Regions from separate parts of the Homo sapiens genome. Here region 1 is linked to region 2. The links are chromatin loops, found by intact Hi-C in ENCODE. Cell type or tissue: HepG2. All regions are shown on one strand.

Region 1 (2,500 bases), 140 kb after region 2:
CTGGTCTCGAACTCCTAACCTCAAGTAATCCCCCCTCCTTGGCCTCCCAAAGTGCTGGGATTACAGGCATGAGCCACTGCACCCGACCAGATCTGGATTTTTTTAAAAGAACTATACTTTTGCAGGCTATGGTGATGATAAGCAAATCCCATATGTGGTGGTACAAAATCTTCCCCAGAGGACTCAAAGAATTTTCACACATGGCATAGTTGGCCAAATGTATAATAAATTTGTTATTTTTTCCTTTCCAAACATACCCAAAAGCTCGTCTTTCTTATCTACTCCGAGAAAGCCTCACATGCTTGAAATGTTCTTTGAGACAAGAACTCTGTCAGGACATATCCATATTTATAGAAAGGGCAGGCTGGGTGTGACGGCTCATGCCTGTAATCCCAGCCCTTTGGGAGGCTAAGGTGGGAGGATCACTTGAGCCTGGGAATTCAAGACCAGCCTGGGCAACATAGCGTGTAACATCTCTACATTAAAAAAAAAAAAAAATTAGCTGGCCATGGTGGCATGTGCCTACAGTCCCAGCTTCTTGGGAAGCTGAGGCAGGGGGATTGCTTGAGCCCAGGAGGTTGAGGCTGCAGTGAGCTATGATTGAACCACTGCAATCCAGCCTGGGTGACAGAGCTAGACCCTGTCTCAAAAATTAATCCACAAGTAAAATAAAAAATAAAGAATATTAAACTCTTACACTCAGCCTTTCTTTTTTAAAGAAAACTAACACCTGCACATAGAGAACAACACAAAACAAACTGATGTGTTATCACGTTTTTCCCACTTAGAGTCTGCAGTTCCTGCCTTCCTCCATGGCCATTTTAATGCACATATTTATAGTTTTAATGAAATGGACATTATGTATATATTCATCCCATCAACTTCACATATTCAAGAGTAATTTTCTTAATATAATTGACTAAAACCACTCTCAACACAAAACCTTAAAGTCCTTGCAACTCTGCAGTCCCCTCTATAAACGGAGTAAATTCAGCCAAAATATGAGTCTGATATTTTTAAGAGAAAGAAGTCATTCTGCAGATGCAGAAAACCAATTTTCTCCTCTAGAATTTCCTGGTTTCTAAAGACAGAGAAAGAGAGACACTGGTTGAGAGGCCCTCCTATGGGGGAAGATTCTTCATCCCAAAATAAACTCTTCCTGCTCAAGTTAGAGCCTCGGGCTTAAAGTATCAGCATCCTGGAACTAGAACAATACAAACATGGGATAAGGGGAATGAGAGAGGAGCATTTGTATGTGATGTGGTCATTGCCGTGTTAGTGCAGGCTCACTGACATGTTGGGAATGCAATGAAGTTAGAGGGGATTTTAGTCCATCATAAAGGAAGACTAGGTGCCATCTACTGGTGAGGAAACTGAAAATAAAACATACTTTGCATTTTTCCAACAAAATTCAGTCTCTTCAGACAATGCAGTCTGCAAGATATATGGATATTTATAGGATATGCAAATGATCATCCTGTGGTCATGATAAGTTGGAAAGGCTGCTTAACCCATTCGCCAGCCTGATTTGGAAACTTATTTTTCCATTTCTAAAAATTTACTTTACAAATCTCTGTGCACAAAGTGGTAAAGTTATGTAAAAGGATGTTCACTGTGGCACTGTTTGCAATTGCTAAAAAAAGCCCAAAGTCCAGTAATGAGAGTTTGATTAAATATATTATACATATTTGCTGTACATTAAAATGGTACATACAAAGGAACATATGCACTGGGCATGGTGGCTCACGCCTGTAATCCCAGCACTTTGAGAGGCCAAAGCAGGAGGACTGCTTGAGCTCAGGAATTTAAGACCAGCCTGGGCAACATGGTGATACCCCATTTCAACAACAACAACAACAAAAAAAAAATTAGCCAGGTGAGGTGGCATGTGTCTGTCGCCCCAGCTACTTGGGAGGTTGAGGTAGGATGATCATTTGAGCCTGGAAGCTTGAGGCTGCAGTGAGCTGCAATAGCACCACTGCACTCCAGCCTGGGCAACAAAGTGAGCCCCTTTCTCAAAATAAATAAATAAATAAATAAATAAATAAAATAAAAAATTAAATTAAATTAAAAAAAAGAAAAAAAACTTCCCTCTCCCAAACAAAGGAGCATATAACCATCAAAATGATAAGAATTATACATATTGACATGGAGTAATGTGTTTGAGATACATTGAGGGAAACAAGCAAATTGCAAAACAGCATTATAATAACATCCTGTAATATAACAGTATTATGATAGAGTCCAGGATTATAATAGAACCCATAAAGTTATTACTATAGTTAATAATAATATGGAGGATTACTTATTAACTTGGTAACAGTTTTTATTTTTTATACCGTGTACCACTTGTAACCAGGATAAAAAAGAAACTGACAAAAGTAATTTTAAAAAGAAAATGAAAAGTTTTAGAAGTTTTATCTATATAACATTTTATTATTTAAATTTGCTGTATTTCTAAAGTAAAAATGGCCTATACTCTTCTAAAAACTTTAGTTTG
Region 2 (2,500 bases):
TCAGGTCCCTTAATTTTCTTTTAATCCTCTCTATTGTAAACTTGGGCTAATGATTAAGTTGGAGAAGAGGAGAAGAAAAATAAAATTATTATCAAATAATGTAACTATTTATAACATGCAGAGTACCTAAAAGACTTAAGGTGTAGCATTTATGAGTACTCCGACGAATTAATTTAAGTTACTGATTGAAGATTTGTTCTCCTTATTATCGATGAATGACATAACAGATTGTGCAAATGAATTCAATTATATTTTTTAATGTACAACTTAAAAAGCATACTTACTTTCCAAATCTCAACATGCCTGAAACATAAGTCTGCCAATGAGCGCAATAAAACACAAACATCCCAATAAAAGAGCAGAAAAAAAACCAGTCAGGATAAGTTCCTAAGCGAGCGGCAATTGAAGCTCCCACTGCCATAAATACTGAAAGAAACAAAGTTTAAGAATCATTAAGAATTAAAAATAATTTATGAAATAATTGCCCTATGCTGTTTAGAAATACAGAGCTCTAAGGAAATAATCATGGCATTAAAATAAAGTACACTTATCAAAATGAATTCTTGACATACTTTTTAAACAACTCCATACATTTGCTCCCAAATGTATATCCATCCAAAAAACTGACCAAACAGCTCAGTTCATTTTATTTTTAAGGTATCATAAAAAAATAAAAAACTCCACTAATTTACCTGTGGAAAGAGAGTCACAGCCATGGTCAAAGAGCTCCCCTAAAGGGGAACAAGAGTTTGTTCTTCTGGCTTGTTTCCCATCAATAGCATCCAGTGACTGGTAAATAAAAAGTCCCAGTGCACATAAAAGGTATGTCCAGTATGGTGCCTATAAAAAATGTAAATAAAATAAAGATTGTTAAGTGATAATAAGCTTTCTGAAAATAGCTCAACCTAAGGCTTCACACTTTGTAGCACCCCGTGTGTTATAAAGAACATTTCTAACCCTCATTCTACAGATGCGAATTAAATTGAGAAATCAAATTAACTGCTTTAAGTCATCTAGGTAGAGGGTCACAGAAGTCCACAATGTAAGAAACACAAAGTTAAACAACTGAGTAAGGATTAGGATCCTGATCTTGATTCTTACATCCATGGCTCTTTTAATATAATACTATGCATTATGCCACAGATTTGAAATTACTCAGTTAAATTTTTGCTGTGAAAAAAGACCTTAGGGGCCAACTGCCAACCTCTGCTTCCATTCACAATGGAGTATCAGGGACTAGATTTGCTCTCCCACCTTATATAACTAGAAAGGCAATAAAATATATTTTTAAAAAAACAAAAAACAAAAAACAGTTTTCAAACATTACAGGCAGTGCAGGCTTGTGATCCCTCACAGAAGGGAAACAAATGAGATGAGCCCTGCGACTGCTCCAGCTAACTTCCCAGAGTCAGTTTCCAGGCCACAGTGCAGGTCCCATGACCAGAACAGAGTCCAGCAATCATGCTGTGTTTAAGAGAAACACAAAGTTCAGGAAGGTCAAGGCAATTAGGATTTGTGAGGCAGAGTGCCTGAGAGGACAGAGCTGCACAGAGAGAGGAGCATAAGTTGTGGACGTCTTACGGAAGGGTATCTTTCCGTCTTCGGCTGAGAACTCATCTGTGCCTGAATGAGATGAAACTAACAAAGGCCAGGGAGAGAAGCACTGCAATGTTGAAGGTCAGACAATTCTCAAAGCTCATACATGGCTGGGACATTCATGTTCCCACCAGGCAAAGCAGAAAGCCTCATTAATACTTGGGGCATTGGGTAAAGTTCTCAGAAGTGTACTGCCTTACCAGCAGGCATAAATTAACCCTAGACTGAAGGCTTCTCTGGACAGCCCTAACAAAACTTAAAATCCAGCCTCAAAAGGATCCAAGTAATTCCTGGCAACTTAACTACAGCCATCATAAAGTACATCTTAGGGGAAAAAAATCTAGTATCCCAAAGGTAAAATTCACAAGGTTTGGCATTCAGTAAAAAATTACCAGTCATGCAAAGAAGCAGGAGAATATAATTGACAACTAGAAGTAAAATCCATATAATCAGAATACAATCAGAATCAATATGAACAGAAGTAATAGAATTAGCAGATGAGGATATCAAAATAGTTATTATAAATATGCTCCACATGTTCAAGAAAGTAGAGGAAAACAGGAAAATTATAAACAGAAATGGAAGAAAAGACTCAAGTGAAATCTCCAGAAATGAAAATTACAATATTTGAATTGTAAAATAAACTGGGTGAGATTAACAGCATATTAAACACCACAGAAGAAAAGATCAATAAGCATGTACCAATGGAAACTATCCAAAATGACGAAAGAAAAACGACTAAAAATAATTGAACTGTGCATCGGCGAGTGGTGGGACAACAGAAAGCAGTCTAGCACATATGTAACTAGAGTCTTAGAAAGAGAAAAGAGCGGATGGGGCACGAAAAATATAAGAAGAAATAAATGATGAAAAATGTCCAAAGTTGATGAAATCTATAAACCTA

What was found. Peaks named below come from ENCODE experiments on the same cell type or tissue, not always from the same donor. Only the 100,000 strongest peaks of a DNase experiment are listed, where the experiment ranks them.
Region 1: a loop joins it to region 2, with 5 times the contacts of the local background. A loop is called at or near these places in 2 of 110 quality-filtered maps.

The regions. Positions count from the first base shown.
Region 1 is chr12:101,569,047-101,571,546 of GRCh38, reverse strand. No RefSeq gene overlaps it. Among named protein-coding and RNA genes, the nearest start is that of MYBPC1, 25 kb to the left of the region's middle. In HepG2, a CTCF peak has its summit at 1,347 (motif pointing left); a DNase peak (open chromatin) is centred at 1,306.
Region 2 is chr12:101,712,430-101,714,929 of GRCh38, reverse strand. It overlaps CHPT1 (choline phosphotransferase 1), which reads right to left. Exons shown (of 9, transcript NM_020244.3): 2 at 693-840; 3 at 285-426. Among named protein-coding and RNA genes, the nearest start is that of CHPT1, 16 kb to the right of the region's middle. In HepG2, no CTCF peak of the experiment used is centred here; a DNase peak (open chromatin) is centred at 1,459; H3K4me3 peaks cover 1,159 bases.